2 separate regions of the Homo sapiens genome follow, and region 1 is linked to region 2. A link is a loop called in an ENCODE intact Hi-C map of the cell type or tissue named here. Cell type or tissue: tibial artery. All regions are shown on one strand. Links, peaks and the distances in the headings refer to the core of each region. The heading gives the core; the rest is flanking DNA.

Evidence for each region. Peaks named below come from ENCODE experiments on the same cell type or tissue, not always from the same donor. Only the 100,000 strongest peaks of a DNase experiment are listed, where the experiment ranks them.
Region 1: it touches region 2 in a loop (3-fold over the local background); 4 of 110 quality-filtered maps call a loop at or near these places.

Annotation. Positions count from the first base shown.
Region 1 is chr17:8,727,884-8,736,216 of GRCh38, reverse strand. CCDC42 (coiled-coil domain containing 42) reads left to right here. Exons shown (of 7, transcript NM_144681.3): 5 at 606-827; 6 at 963-1,121; 7 at 6,010-6,282. The coding sequence ends at 6,087. Among named protein-coding and RNA genes, the nearest start is that of CCDC42, 13 kb to the left of the region's middle. In tibial artery, for the core only: no CTCF peak of the experiment used is centred there; no DNase peak of the experiment used is centred there; H3K27ac peaks cover 2,330 bases.
Region 2 is chr17:8,654,055-8,662,387 of GRCh38, reverse strand. No RefSeq gene overlaps it. Among named protein-coding and RNA genes, the nearest start is that of MYH10, 27 kb to the right of the region's middle. In tibial artery, for the core only: no CTCF peak of the experiment used is centred there; no DNase peak of the experiment used is centred there; H3K27ac peaks cover 96 bases.

The sequences.
Region 1 (8,333 bases), core at 32-8,031, 74 kb before region 2:
TGTTTACTTGTCTGTCTGTCCTCCCTCCATGCCACCCCCCAAGCTGTAAGCTTCCTAAGAGCAGAATCTGGTTTTCCTAACTCCTGCTATTTCCCTAGCATTTAGCATAGCTCCTGGCTTGTAAGTGGTTCCTGGTACAATCTTGTTGAATAGGAAATTCTTGCCTTGGAAGACATTGCAAAATGCCTTCCATCAGCGATTATCAACCCTGGCTGTGCCTAGAGCCACCAGGGGACCTTTTGCAAAATTCAGATGCCAGAGACCACAGAAGACTTGTTTATTCATCTGAATCTCTGGGGGTGGAGACTGGCAGGTGTCCTTTTTAAAGCCCCTACAGGTGATTCTCACATGCAGTTAAAGTCGAAAATCCCTAGCCCAGTTGTGCATCCCCCTGCCCAACAAATGGACCGTGGCCCGTACAAACCCAGGAGAAGCAGGCAGCGGAACCCCAGTGTCCCTCACAGCCTCTGGCCGTGACCCTGGCCAAGGGCCTGCCTGCCCAGGTGTCCAGGTGTCCAGGCATCCAGGCTGGAGGTTGGCAGGACTGGGTGGCTCCCTCAGGCCCCAGGGGCTGGCTGTGCATTGACCTGAGCCCCTGACCACAGTTCGAGGAGATCCATGAGGTGATTGCACGCTACAAGACGCTGGTGAGCATGCGCCACGACCTCATGCAGTCTGCGCAGGAAGGCCAGGAGAAGATTGAGCGCGCCAAGGCCCGGCTGGCGCGCTACATGGAGGAAAAGGATGATGAGATCCTGCAGCAAAACAATGAGCTGGCAAGGCTGCAGATGCGCTTTGACCGTGCCCGCAGCAATGTCATCTTCTGGGTGAGGGGCCCGGGGCGGGCCGGGGGCTCCCAGGCACTGGGTGAGTGCGGGCCCTGAGCATACACACACACACATACACACAAACACACACACACCACATGCTGTGCTCATGCCCCGTCCTTATCCACTCTCCAGGAATCTCGCTGGGCGCACATCCAGAACACCGCAGCCAAGAAGACCCTCCTGCTTGGCACCATTAAGATGGCCACGCTGAACCTCTTCCAGATCGTGAGCAAGCACCTGAAGGAGGTGACTGAGGTGGCACTGGAGGACACCCACAAGCAGCTGGACATGGTAGGAGGAGGGGACAGGCACTGGGCCCGTGGGGTCGGCTGGGCCGAGGAGGTTGCCAGTTGGTTGGGTGGAAGAATGAACCTGACAGAGAAGCAGAGCAGGGACTCTCAAAATTTAACAACATCAGGATCACCTGGGAGGGTGAGGAGTATTACTGGGCCCCACCCGCAGAGTCTCTGACTCAGTGGATCTGAGATGAGAACTCATGAATTTACATTTTCAGCAAGTTCCCAAGTGACGCTGCTGGTTCGGGTTCCATACTTTGAGAACCATTGCATTAGCACCGAAACCCTTTTAGCCCCAGTCTACAGAGCAGTAGCAGGGACCCACTACTGAATCCATTAGTTGTGCAAAACAGCCTCATTAAATTCTAGTGAGATACTGTGGCTTGCTGAAGGCTTGAGCTTGAGGCCCACACTTCGTTAAAAAGAGAAATTGGGGCCAGGCACGGTGGCTCATGCCTGTAATCCCAGCACTTTGGGAGGCCTAGGTGGGTGGATCACCTGAGGTTGGGAGTTCCAGGCCAGCCTCAAAAAAACAAACAAACAAAAAACAAAACAGCAATTGACTTAGAGGCACTTTCCCTACTTTTCCAAAAAAAAAAAAAAAGTGAAATTCATGAAATATACACAGCTAGGAAAAAGGAGTTCCCTAAAACAAATAATTAGCCTACATTTTAAAGCCTGTTTGAACAGAATTATTTTATAGCCCAAAGGAGGGCGTTTGTAAGCAAGTGTGTTCTGGAAGTAGCAATTCTCAACATTTCACCTTTACACTCCTAGAGTTTATTGAGGATTCCCAGAGAGCTTTTCTTTATATGGTTGTATCTATAATTGCCACAATAGAAATTAAAACAGAAAATTTTAAAACATTTGTTTAATTCATTCATTTTTAAATAATGATAAAAAGTATGTTAACAGAAATAGCATTTTTTATGGAAAAAAGTTTCAAAACTGTTTTGTGAGAAGAGTGGCATTGTTTGACGCACTTGCAGATCCCTTTAATGTCTAGTTTAACAGAGGACAGGCCGGTGCTCATGTCCACTCCTGCGTTCATTCTGTTGTGACAGCATATGTCATGGAAACTCCTCTCTGGGAAATGCCACTGTGTGCTCATGAGAGAATAAGAGCGAAAAAAAGGCAAATAACATTTTAATATTATCGTAAAAAGAGTTTTGGCCTCAAAAACCCCTATGACCCACAATAGGGTCTCAGAGACTCCAGAAATCCTCGGGCCCCCTCCCCTCAGCCTCCCGGAGGTCCTCAGGCCCTTGCCCTTAGCTGTTGTAAAGAAAGATGCAGTGGGAGGGCCCAGCACAGTGGCTCACACCTGTAATCCCAGCACTTTTGGAGGCTGAGGCGGGTGGATCATGAGGTCAGGAGTTTGAGACCAGCCTGGCCAACATGGTGAAACCCCATCTCTACTAAAAATGCAAAAATTAGCCGGGCATGGTGGCAGGCACCTGTAATCCCAGCTACTCGGGAGGCTGAGGCGGGAGAATCGTTTGAACCTGGGAGGCGGAGGTTGTAGTGAGCCAAGATCGTGCCATTGCACTCCAGCCTGGGCAACAAGAGCAAGACTTCATCTCAAGATTCACTGGGAGATGCTGCCCTCCAGCAGCTCACTCCCACAGGCACATCTCCTGCTGAGACCATGGCTTCTAGTCCATCCACTCCAAATTTTGAGTTTCTGAATCCCTCTCAACTTGGATTCACCTCTACAGGAGAACTTCAGATTGCCCAAAAGTTATTAGAAAATATCTCACTTCATTCCCGTAGGAGATGAACCTACTCACGGAAATACACGACCGAGTCGCCTACAGATTTAAACTTAAGGACCTGGGAAAGTACAAGTTGAAATCAGAGGTCAAGGATGGAGAGAAATACAGACTGCCCTTGGTTCTTAAGGGTCTTAGACAGGGGCAGTAATTGTTTCTGAGCTTGCTGGTAACCTGAATGAAAAGCCACCTGTAGCTCTTATACTAGAATAAGAAAAAATAAGGTTTCCTCCGAGACAATGTGCCTTTTCCCAGCACTTAGTTCTCACTGAAATTTCTCGATGAGGCTTCATTGACACTGTATGAATAATGTTCTCAACAGCATCCCTGCAACCAATGCAGGCACTGGCTTTGTAAGGCAGCTGCTTATAGAGAACAAGGAACGTGGTACACAGGACAGCTTAGGAAAAGCGATTCTGCAGAAGGCCAAGTCAATTTGAATTCCTTCGAGTGTGTCATGGAAGGTTTGGCATTATCCCTGAAGAAAAGCCAAACTATCTGAACAAGCACTTTCCAGACTGAATCTCCTGAGCTATTGTTTCCTAGGGGGAATAAAAGGACTCCATAGACTAATACATTTAGAAACTCTAAATTAAACGAAGATGAGATTAAAAAAACAAACAGGACTTGGAGTCTTTGCTATAGTTCTATGCCCTGAGATGCTCCCAGCAGACAGCGTTTCTAAAACTGACTTGACCACAGGACTCCTTTGGGGCATGTGACCACTTATTATGAGAACATAGCTCAGGAAACGCTGACCTGTCTTCTCTGTCATCTTGGGAAAGCTGCTTTAATTCATTGACTCTCTGTTTTCTCATTTGCAAAATGGGAATGATATTGGTAATGGTAACAGTATCAGCAGCTGACAGTTGTTGAGAGCTTTGGACAAAGTCTGTGTAGTTCCATCTCCAGAGACAGCCTTGAAAAGGAGAAGTTTTAGAACTGAAATCCTTTTTTTATTTTTTTAATTTTAGGTTCAGGAGTACACGAGCAGGTTTTTTTTTTTTTTTTTTTTTTTTTGAGACGGAGTCTCACTCTGTCGCCCAGGCTGGAGTGCAGTGGTGTGATCTCGGCTCACTGCAAGCTCCGCCTCCCAGGTTCACGCCATTCTCCTGCCTCAGCCTCCCGAGTAGCTGGGACTACAGGCGCCCGCCACTACGCCTGGCTAATTTTTGTATTTTTAGTAGAGACGGGGTTTCACCGTGTTAGCCAGGGTGGTCTCGATCTCCTGACCTCGTGATCCGCCCGCCTCGGCCTCCCAAAGTGCTGGGATTACAGGCTTGAGCCACCGCGCCCGGCCTTAATTTTTTGTATTTTTAGTAGAGATGGGGTTTCACTGTGTTAGTCAGGATGGTCTCGATCTCCTGACCTCGTGATCCACCCGCCTTGGCCTCCCAAAGTGCTGGGATTACAGGCGTGAGCTACCGCGTCCAGCCAAGCAGGTTTGTTATATAGGTAAACTCATGTCACAAGGGTTCGTTGTACAGGTTATTTCATCACTCAGGTATTAAGCCGAGTATCCAATAGTCATTTTTTCTGATCCTCTCCCTCCTCCCACTCTCCACCCTCAAGCAGATCCCAGTATGTGTTGTTCCCCTCTTTGTGTCCACGTGTTCTCATCATTTAGCTCCCACTAATAAGTGAGAACACTCAGTATTTGGTTTTCTGTTCCTGCGTTAGTTTGCTAAGGATAGTGACCTCCACCTCCATCCATGTGCCTGCAAAGGACGTGATCTCATTCTTTTTTATGGCTACATAGTATTCCGTGGTGTATAAGTACCACATTTTCTTTATCCAGTCTACCATTGATGGGCATTTAGGTTGATTCTCTTTGCTATTGTGGATAGTGCTTCAGTAAACATCCCCATGCATGTGTGTTTATGATAGAACGATTTATATTCCTTTGGGTATATAACAAGTAATAGGACTGCTGGGTTGAATGGTAGTTCTATTTTAATTCTTTGAGGAATCACCATACTGCCTTCCACAATGGTTGAACTAATTTGCACTTCCACCAACGGTGTATGAACGTTCCCTTTTCTCCACAACCTCAGCAGCATCTGTAACTTTTTGACTTTTTAATAGTAGCCATTCTGGTGTGAGATGGTATCTCACTGTGGTTTTGGTTTGCATTAGAACTGATATCTTAGAGGCTGTCTGGGCCAATCTTTTCTCCCTCTCTCCTTATTAAAGATGAAGAACTGAGTTCCAGAAAGATGGAGTGATTGCCCCAGACCTGCGACGGGGGCCCAGCTAGGTCATCTGACTTCTGGAGCATGACTTCCGTGTCATGCTGACTGCGTGCTCTTTACAAAACAGAAGGCGGTGAACAGAATTTACATTCCTTTTCATGACTCAAGGTTATCATGATGAGCATCAGCTCTGGGTTTCGAATGCACGACCACCTTGAGGGCGGTGAAGTTGTGGAAGGCGGTCTGCCCATGCTGACGGAACCCTGCCTGCTAAATCCTTTTCATCCACCAGCCTGCTTGTGACCCTTTCTTTCTTATCCCTCCTGCTTGACTCTCAGCCTGGACTTCATACATCACCAGGGTCTGCCTTCAGGAGTTCCCAACTCCATCCCTGTTTTGTTGCTTCTCATCGGCTACACCCAACACTCAATTTCACCTCAAAACATTGTCAAATGAGAGAAAGTGGCCTCCTCAAGAAGTCAGTCATGGTTGGGTGCAGTGTCTCATGCCTGTAATCCCAGCCTTTTGGGAGGCTGAGGCGGGTGGATCACTTGAGGTCAGTAGTTCAAGACCAGCCTGGCCAACATGGTGAAACCCCATCTCTACTAAAAACACAAAAATTAGCTGGGCATGGTCACAAGTACCTGTAATCCCAGCCACTCAGGAGGCTGAGACACGAGAATTGCTTAAACCCAGGAAGCGGAGGTTGCAGTGAGCCTAGATCGTGCCACTGCACTCCACCCTGGGTGACAGAGCAAGACTCTTGTATCAAAAAAATAAATAAATAAAAATTTAAAAAGAAGTCAGTCACAGGAAAGCAATGATGAATTCTTTACAAGTGAATGTCTGGGATGCTCCATCTTGGGACAGGGGAGGCCTCTGGGGGGCGGAGTTAACGCTGGGCTCCTTGCCTTTCTAGATCCAGCAATTTATCCAAGACCGGTCGGACATCTGGGCAGAGGTGAAAAAGAAGGAACAACAGCGAGTCCGGATTTAAGGAGGCAGCCTTGTTCCAGAATGTCCTGAGACAGAGATCGTGAAAGAAGAAGTCGTGAGCCTGCGGTCCAGTCAGTCCAGCTCGGGACCGATGCCTGCTGTGCCTTCCTGCTGAGGGACACCTGCTTATTTTCCCCCGTGGGCCTCACTCTATCCCTGAAAACAGTGAATGTTATATGAAGTTTGTTCTCAAGTTCTCTCTAGCCCTTTGGTAGTTTATTCATGGGGAAGAGTGCAGTGACGGGGGACCCCCCCAACAAGCACTCACTCTCAAAGCTGGTCACCTAGGCTGCCTGGGAACTAGAAACCACATCTTAGGTCTGGTGTCCCCTCACCTTTGGGCTCACACACAGTCAGTGTTCAGGTGGGCAACAAACCAGTAGGGTCAGTACAGAGGACTCTTCTCTCATCCACCACTTCAAACTTTTATATTTTATTTTATATTTTATATTATATTATTTTATTTTATTTTATTTTTTTATATTTTATATTTTATATTTTATTTTATATTTTATAATTTTATATTTTATATTTTATTTTATTTTATTTTTATTTATTTTATTTTATTTTATTTTTGAGATGGAGTTGCCCAGGCTGAAGTGCAAGGCGCGATCTCGACTCACTGCAACCCCTGCCTCCTGGGTTTAAGCGATTCTCCTGCCTCAGCCTCCCGAGTAACTGGGATTACAGGCGCCCGCCACCATGCCGGGCTAATTTTGTATTTTTAGTAGAGACAAGGTTTCACCATGTTGGTCAGCCTGGTCTCGAACTCCTAACCTCAGGTGATCCACCCACCTTGGCCTCCCAAAGTGCTTGGATTAGAAGCATGAGGTGTTTCTAATTTGGGTGCAAAGACCCACTTAAAACTACGAAGGCAGCTTCCCAGGTCAGAGCTGCAAAAGTGCTGAGTCGAGCACTCTTCCCTGACTTCAGGAGCAAGCTCTGCTCCCCTGCCCCACTGTGTGCGCTAAAACATGCAAGCCAGTGTCAGCAACGCTAAGGAAGGAACAGCCCTAGTTACTGCCCTAGTTACTGGGCAGGCCACCAGTAACTAGGGAGGGATCACTAATGTGCCAAATGACAAGCTCAAGGCTCAGGAGCACCTCAGCAGGCTGGGATGATGGATTAAAACCAGCCAAACTCAACTCAATTGAGGTCAATGTAAAATCTCAAACTTAGGTTCAAAAACTCAATTGCACATTTTTAAATCAATAGCAAAAGCCAAGTCAGAGAGCCGTGGGGAAGTAACATGTATTCAACAGGGACTTCATTTGTATCCGCCTTTTGAAAACCCAGTGAGGCATCATTATCCTGACTCACAGAGCAGGATGCTTGCCTGGGAACCCTGGCTACAGGACGACAGGGTCAGGATTCACCCCTGGGTCTGCTCTTCCTGAGCCTGGTCTCTCCCCCTCGTCAGTCTGCCTCCCAGAAAGCAGAGGCCCTGTGCTTTTGTCCCCAAAGCAGGCTGAGGAGCAGACTTAACAAGGCTCCGTGTCTCCTCCCTGGCCCTGTGATCCTAGAGGGCCCTCAGACTGCCCGGATTCCTGTTGTCTCAGGGAAGGCACTGCTGCAGCTGCCCTGCCAGGATCGCTGCGTGGCCGCAGTAACCCCTCACCTTCACATACAACACCTTACAGCAGTCATTCTCAGGCGTGGTCCCCGGACCAGCAGCGTCAGCATCACCTGGCAACTTTACCAGTTAAATTCTCAGGCCCCACTCCAGACCTGAGAATCAGAAACTCCAGGGGTGGGACCCAGCACTCTGGGTTTTAAGAAGCCCTCCACATGATTCTGATGCGTGCTCAAGTTGAAGAACCACTGCCCTGCAGTGACCAAACACTTTCAAGCACCTGGGCTCCACTCATTTCCTACCTCAAGAAGCAATACGTGTCTACCTGGGTCAGCGTTTAGCAAGAGAAGTAAGTAGATTGATAGATAGATAGATAGATAGATAGAGATGGATGGATGGATGGGTGGGTGGGTGGATGGGTGGATGGGTGGATGGGTGGATAGATGGATGGATGGGATAGATAAATAGTAAATAGAAGATAGATGGTAGGTAGATAAGATAGGAGATAATAGCAGATAGATGATAGATACATAGATATAGAAGATAGATGATAAATTAGATGATAGATAAATAGCAAATAGAAGATAGATAATATGTAGATAGATCGGAGATAGACAATACATAGTAGATAGATGATAGATACAGATCAATAGATCAACAGATAGATGATAAAT
Region 2 (8,333 bases), core at 15-8,014:
AGTTGTGTAGAGACAGTGTTTTGCTGTGTTGATCAGGCTGGTCTCGAATTCCTGGCCTCAAACGATCTTCCCATCTCAGCCTCCCAAAGTGCTGGAATTACAGGGATGAGCCACTGTGCCCAGCTTATAGATTGTTTTCTGATGAGTAACACAGGTACTGACCAAGGGCTTTGGACCATACAGACAAGGTTTGAGTTCCAGTCCTGTCCCTCACAAGCTCTAAATTAGTAAGTTCACAAGTATCTCAACCGCAGGGACAAAGGTGATGCAGCTACAGCAGAGATTGGGAGCATCAGACATTCATGCCATAGGTAGGTGATGGAGACTTCCTGGAGAATGTGGCAAACTGAGCTGGGTTTCAAAGGATGATGTTGTGGGTTGAATTGTGTACCCCAAATAGATTTGGGGTCCTAACCCCTGGTACCTGTGAATGTGACCTTACTTGGAAATAGGGTCTTTGTAAATATAACCATGTTAAGATGGAAGTCGTACTGGATTAAGGTAGGTCCTAAACCAGTGACTGGTGTCCTTATAAGAAGAGGGAAATTTGGACCCAGACACAGGGGAAATGGCACATAACAACAAAGGCAGAGGTTGGAGTGATGTGTCTACCAGCCAAGGAGGGCCAAGGATTTCCGGCAGCCACTAGAAACTAGAGAGAGGAGATGAAGAGTCCTTCCCTAGAGTCTTCAGAGAGAGCATGGCCCTGCTGACACCCTGATTTCAGACTTACAGCTTCCAGAATTGTGAAAGAATACATTTTGGTTGGTACAAGCCACCCAGTTTGTGGTCATTTTTTAATGGCAGCTCTAAGGAGCTAATATAGATGGCTAGGACTTAGAGATAGAGGAAAGGACTCTGTAGACAGCTATGGTGAGCAAATCTAACAACTCTTGAAAGCATATAGCGTCTTCGGGGAATAAATAGTAATTTGATGTGACTGGAGCAAAGGAGGTGGAAAGAATTCAGAAAGAGCCAAATATAGTGGAAGATGATGATAGAAATATAGGCTAGACGGCCAGACGCAGTGGCTCACACCTGTAATCTTAACACATTGAGAGGCCAAGGCTGGAGAATTGCTTGAGCTCAGGAGTTTGAGACCAGCCTGGGCAACATGGCAAAACCCTGTCTCTACTAAAAATATAAAAATTATCCAGGCGTCGTGGCGCACACCTGTAGTCCTAGCTACTCGGGAGGCTGAGGTGAGAGGATGGCTTGAGCCTGGAGGCAGAGGTTTCAGTGAGCCAAAATTGTGCCACTGCACTCCAGCCTGGGCAACAGAGGGAGACCCTGTCTCAGAAAAGAAAGAGAGAGAGAGGGAAGGAGAGAGAGAAAGAGAAGGGCAGAGGAAGGAAGGAAGGAAGGAAGGAAAGAAAAATAGAAGAAGGAAGGAAAGAAAGGGAGGAAAGAAGGAAGGAAGGAGAGAGAGGAAAGGAAGGAAGGAGAGAGAAAAAGAGAAAGAAGAGGGAGGAAGGAAGGAAGGAGGAAAGGAAGGAAGGAGGAAAAGAGAGAGAGGAAGGGAGGGAGGGAGGATGGAAGGAAGGAAGGAAGGAAGGAAGGAAGGAAGGAAAGAAGGAAGGAAGGAAGGGAGGAAAGAAGGAAGGAAGGAAGGAAGGAAGGAAGGAAGGAAGGAAGGAAGGAAGGAAAGCTGAAACCATCAGTGCCAGGCTGGGGAGACTGGCCTTTATCCAGTCATGTTTTTGCGTGTCTCAGTGGACAGACAGGAGTCCTTTATTCTGTCTCTGATTTGCTCTTCCTTGCCAATCATGCCTTGCTTTCATCAGAGGTCTGAACAGTGCTTGAGAGACATACTTTTCATTATTTGGGGTAAGACATTGCCATCTCAGCATGACTTTGAGTTTCTTTTTGTCCTTCTCACTGGTTTAGGCCCCAGCAAGGTTAGATGATGCTGGGCTTAGAGCCACAGGATGGATGACTTAAAGGTAGGGACAGGGTCTCATTTGCCTTTGAATCCTCAGCACATAGCATAGTGTAGGTGACATGTATTATTCAGGACTTTAGCTGTAAGTAAGAGAAACATAATTTTGCTTAAGCAAGGAGGAAATGCATTGGCTTACAAAACTGGGGGGGAAAATGAAAGGGTGTATTTTTTTCCTAGTGCTGCTCTAAGAAATGACCACAAACACGTGTGGTTTAAAACAACAGAAACTTACTCTCTTACAGTTCTGGAGGCTAGAGGTCTGAAACCAAGATGGCAGCAAGGTTGGCTCCTTCTGAAGGCACTTGGGGAGATTCTGTTCCATGCCCTTCTCTTAGCTTTGGGTGTTGCCAACAATCCTGGGCCTTCCTTGGCTTGCAAACTCATCACCCCAATCTCTGCCTTCATCATCAACTGAGGCTCTCCCTGTGTGCCTGTCTCTGCATTTCTTCTCTTCTTATAAGGACAGCTGTCATCATGGATTAGGGCCCACCCTAATGAAGTATGACATCATCTTAAGTTGATTACATCTGCAAACACCCTACGTCCAAATGAAGGCACATTCACAGGTACCGGAGGTGAGGACTTCAACATATTGTTTTGGGAATACAATTCAACCCACAACAGAGGGATAGCTGGTTTCAGGTGTGGCTGGTTTCAGAGAGTCAAGCAATATCATCAAGGCTCTGTCTCTTTAATGTTCAGATAGGCTCTCTGCCTTTATGGCCACTAGCAGCCCAATGATATATGTATATGGTGATGATACACGTGGGCTTCGACAGGAGTGGCAGTAAACAGCTCTTGTATTTCATGGTTGTGGAGGCCAAGAGGGATAATGAATCAGGAAAGATGAGAACAAGGCATGCTTGGTGATCAAGAGCAAATCAGAGACAGATTAAAAACAGTCTAGATAAGACAGACAGAGAGGGGATGGGGTGGTGCCAGTGGAATAGAGCTATTATGTCCAGGTGCCCTGGACAACTTGTTACCTGGTTGGGTGGGACAATTCACAATAAAGGGTTCAATAAAGAATAGGTGCCCAATACCAGGCTTGAGAAAAGCACTGTTTTTATGTACAGCTTGGTATCTCCTGCCAGGATTGGTGGGCTGGGATCTGTTGTTTTCCCTATGCGACTTCCATTCCCCATTTCTTTGGTGATAGCACCATCCTTTTCCTTTAGGGTAATCCCCACCACCACCACTGCCTCCACCTCCAGCTCCAGCTCCTGGGGTCTCCAGATAGCACAGGCTGGGCCATCAGGAGACTCCATCCCCTTGACCACAGTGATTGGCTCAGGGAAAGAGCTCCTGTCTGTCTAGCGAGTCCTAATCCCTAGACTTTTTCTGGAACTACTGGGGAAGAGAAGTGCTCTTTTCGGCGAGGAGGTTGTTAAACTGGTAGGATGTAAGTGTGAGGCTGCTCAGAACCATCTGTGCCACCACATGGGAGAGACTGCCTGTAAAGGAAATCAAGACAGAAAAGAGCAGAGCGGAGAAACGCAGAGGGAGAACCTGAGGCTCGGGGACATGGTTTGAGCAAATGCATGTGGCCAGGCCTGAAACAATGTCTTCCCAGGCACTTTGCAGGGTTCACATGGGCCACTGGATTCCCTTCTCTGCTTTAGCTACAGCAAGAGTCCACATTCCACAGGCCTGCTTCTCAAAGGCACCTCAGCCTTTGGTTGGGATGGACCCCAGAGGGTTAAACGTAGCCCTGGTGCCTGGCACATCCAAGGAGTTGGGGCAGGCGGTTGTAAGGAGTTCCACTTTCTCCCCTTGCCCTCAAGTGTTTTGTTACAAAGAAAGCAGAGGCTGAGTCAGTGGTTCCTTGAGTTGCTCTGGTCTTCCCCCAGGTTGTGCCAGTGGGGACCACGCTTTCTCTGAATTTCTTGGCCTGCTGTGGCTAATACGGAGTCATAAGCAGTCACGTCGGCCGCCTTTGCTAAAAATTGTCTTTATTTAATTCCAGGTGGATACCTTGCATTTAGCACTTCTTGCTTTCACATCTCATTTGATCTTTACAACAACCATGTAACAGAAGCAAGACTGATATTATCATTATTGTTATTTCCACCAACATACAGATGAGGAAACTGAACTGATAGTTTAACGATGCATGACTACAGTGTGATTGCTGCTGAGCTATAACCACAAAATGAGACTGGGCCCCATTTGTTCATCTATCCACCTATTCATCCAAAAAATATTTATTAAGGGTCTACAAGAGCCAAACTCTTTGCTACTTTCCTTTTTTTTTCTTTTTGAGATGGAGTCTGGCTCTGTCGCCCAGGCTAGAGTGCAGTGGCGCAATCTCAGCTCACTGCAAGCTCTGCCTCCCGGGTTCACCCCATTCTCCTGCCTCAGCCTCCTGAGTAGCTGGGACTACAGGCGCCCACCACCACGCCTGGCTGGTTTTTTTTGTATTTTTAGTAGAGACGGAGTTTCACCATGTTGGCCAGGATGGTCTCGATCTCCTGAACTCGCGGTCCACCTACCTTGGCCTCCCAAAGTGCTGGGATTACAGGTGTGAGCCACCACGCCTGGCTGCTAGTTTCAATAATGAGTTTAAAATAAGTAAATAAGATGTGAATCTTACCTTCAAGGATTTCATGGTCTCTGCGGAATGATAAAGACATGTTTCCAAATTATAATGTTAAAAAGGAAGGAAAGGGTATGTTTTATGAAAGGCCTTGGTAAAATGCTGTGGAAATTCAGGAGAAAGAGATTATTTCTACCTGTGGGGATTGACATTTGTGGACATCTTTGGAAAGCAAGTAGAATTTGGATGTACATGAATGAATGAAGTGGATTCCAGGAGGAGGGAAAGCATGAACAAAAATAAAACCATGGGGGGTCAAATGGATAAGCCAAAATCTGGACTTGGCTCAAGCACAAGTCATGTGAGAGGAAGATAGGAGAGCTTGCAGAGTTGGGTTCAGAGATCCATAAGGCCAAGCTAAAGAGATTGGGCTGTATTCTGTTGATGATAACTTTTTTTTTTTTTTTTTAAGCAGTAACTCCTTCATAGAAACTAATCTATGCCATGCAGAGGGTAGTTAAAAGGATAGGTAGGAGACTGAATGTAGGGATCAGTTTTCCAGGCAAGAAGTTATAAGGTCCAGAGTAGGCTAATGTTCTGGTTATTTATAGCTGTATTAACATATCACCCCCAAAACTTAAGGTCTCAAAATGGAAACTTTTTTTTTTTATTTTAGAGACGGGATCTTGCTCTATCATGCAGGCTGGAGTGCATGGCATGATCATAGCTCACTGTAACCTTGAACTCCTGGACTCAAGCAATCTCCCACCTCAGCCTCTCAAGTAGCTAGATTACAGGTGTGCACCACCACAGCCAGCTAATTTTTTACTTCTTGTAGAGATGGGGTCTCTCTATGTTGTACAGGCTGGTCTCAAACTCCTGGCCTCAAGCAATCATCCCGCCTCAGCCTGCCTAAGTGCTGGGGGTTAGAGGCTTGAGCCACTGTGCCCCGCCAACAACAGTTTTATTATATCTCACAACTGTGTGGATCAGGAATTTGGGTAGGGCTCAGCTGGGTGATTCTTCTGTTCCGTATAGCATTATCTGGAGTCACTCAGTGGTATTCAGCTGGTAGGCTGGAAGGCCCAAGATAGCTTCCCTCACATGCCTGGCTTCTTGAAAGAAACGGCTGGAAGGCTGACCTCAGTTGATCTCTTCTCCTTCTCCATATAGTTCCAGGGTCTTTCTAGCTGTCCAGGGCTCTAAGAGTGAGGGTTTGAGAGAGGAAGTGGAAATTGCAGATCTCTTAAGTCCTGGGCCTGTAGAGTGACACAGCATCATTTGTATCATAGGTATTGGTTCAACTAGTTACAGAGCCCACCCAGATTCAAGGGGGTTGGGACACACAGTCACTTTTCAATGGGAGCATTGTCAAAAACTTGTGACCATCTTTCTTTCACCACAGGTAATAATGGGAATGGACAGGTAGAAGGTGAATTATAAGGGAAAAGTCACAGGACTCGGCAACTGCTTGGAGTCATTCAGTCATGAAAGATTTATTGAGCATTTACGATGTCAGGCAATGTTATAGACACTGAAGACACAGCAGTGAACAAAACAGATAAAAACCCCTGGCCCCATGGAGCTTGTATGCTAGTGGATTGGAGAGTGAAAGGAGGCACTGATATTTCCAGTGTCTGTTCCTGGCAGCACAGTGTGGCCATTGTCAAATATAGGGACCTAGGGAGGCCAATCCGAATTTCGGTTTGATAACATAACCAGGAAACTAAGTGCTCAATTCTACTAGCACTTGGGTTGAAATCACAACCACAGGAACAGCCCTCCAACTCCAAGCCATTGAGGAAATCCAGGATTTTGCCTCCAACCACAGGCAGCACCTATGAGATTACAAAGAGAAAGACAGACACTTTAAAAACCTCATAGATTTCCAGCCTTCCTTGGGCTGGAAAAGCATGTGGAATCATGTAAATCCACAGTTTCACCAATTTTTAATTCATGAACAATCTTGTTTCAACAATAATTCTACCTCTTCCCCCTTCCAGATAATTTTGAATAAATCCCAGACATCATATTATCTTAAATATTTCTGTTAAGTATCTCTAGATAAGGACTTAAAAAAATAACCACAAGGTCAGGCGTGGATCACTTGAGCCCAGGAGTTCAAGATTAACCTAGGCAATGTGGCAAAACCCCATTTCTACAAAAAATACAAAAATTGGCCAGGCATGGGGGCACGGGACTGTAGTCCCCACTACTTGGGAGGCTGAGGTGGGAGGATCACTTGAGCCTAGGAGGCATAGGTCACAGCGAGCCAAGGTCATGCCACTGCACTCCAGCCTGGGTAACAGAGTGAGACCTTGTCTTAAAAAATAATAATAAATAACTAACCACCATATCATTATCACACCTGAAAAATTAACAATAATCAATTTCTCAATATATATTAAACCAATATTCAAATATTCCCAATGTATGGTTTTTTTGAATCAAGTGCCAAAAAAGGTTCATACATTATGTTTGCTGGTAAGTATTTCATCCCTTGTGCTTGATCTTGATCTATAGGTCTCTCTTCCATTTCTCTTTCTCCTTTCCTTTTATAGTAGCCCCCCTCTTATCTGCTGGGGATAAGTTTCAAGACCTCCGGTGGATGCCTGATAACACAGATAATATTAACCCCTATATCTGCCATGTTTTTTTCCTATTCATACATACCTCTAAAATAGTTTAACTTATAAATTAGGCACGGTAAGAGATTAACAACAATAACAAATGATAAAATAAAATAATTAGAACAATAGACTGTAATGAGAGTTATGTGAATATGGTCTCTCTGTCTCTCTCTTTACAAATATCTTATTGTACTATACATACCTATTTTGGGACCATGGTTGACCACGGGTAACTGAAACCTCAGAAACCAAAACTAAGGATAAGAAGGTACTATTGTAATTTCCTTTTAGTTTTTTTGAGACAGAGTCTCACTCTGTTGCCCAGCCTGGAGTGCAGTGGCACAATCTTGGTGCACTGCAACCTCCTTCTCCCAGGTTCAAGCGATTCTCCTGCCTGAGCCTCCCTAGTAGCCGGGATTATAGAAATGCACCACCATGCCCAGCTAATTTTTTTTGTATTTTTAGTAGAGACAGGGTTTCACTGTGTTGACCAGGCTGGTCTTGAACTCCTGACCTCAAATGATCCGCCTGCCTCGGCCTCCCAAAGGGCTGGGATTACAGGCGTGAGCCACCGCACCCAGCCCCCTTGTAGTTTATTGTTGAAGAAATCAGGTTGTCCTATAAAATTTTCCACAGCCTGAATTTTTCAAGATTGCTGTCCTATGGTGATGTTTAACTTGTTTCTCTGTCCTCTGTGTTGCTGGTAAATTGGTAGTGAGATCCAGAGGCTGAATCACACTTAGGTTTCTTGACAAGAATAGCTCAGAGGTGGGATTGTGTATTTCCGCCAGGAGTCACATGTCAGGTTGATTTCCTTCTTGTGATGTTAACATCCATTGACAATTTTTGTTAAAATGCAGTATTTTCAGGGGTTGTAGAACAATGATGTTCCAATTCTATAATTCCTTTGTCATTTTTCAGCTGCAATACTTATATAAAGAGAAACTTCTCTCTCCTCAACTATTTGGCCATCTGAGATAACAGTCATACAAGAAAGGCAAGATAAATGCTGGATTTTTTTTTGCCTCTATTTACCTGTTTTCAAAATGATAACATCGTTCCCTTGCCCTTTTCAAAGTTAACCAATGAGTTAGATTGTTTCTTTTTGTCATTAAAAACCCATGTATTTAAACATATTTAATACGTTTCAGCTCATTGTCCTTATTATCATTGATACTCACATTGTGCCTCCCACCTTTCGTGGCCGGTGGGAGCCTCTTCAAGT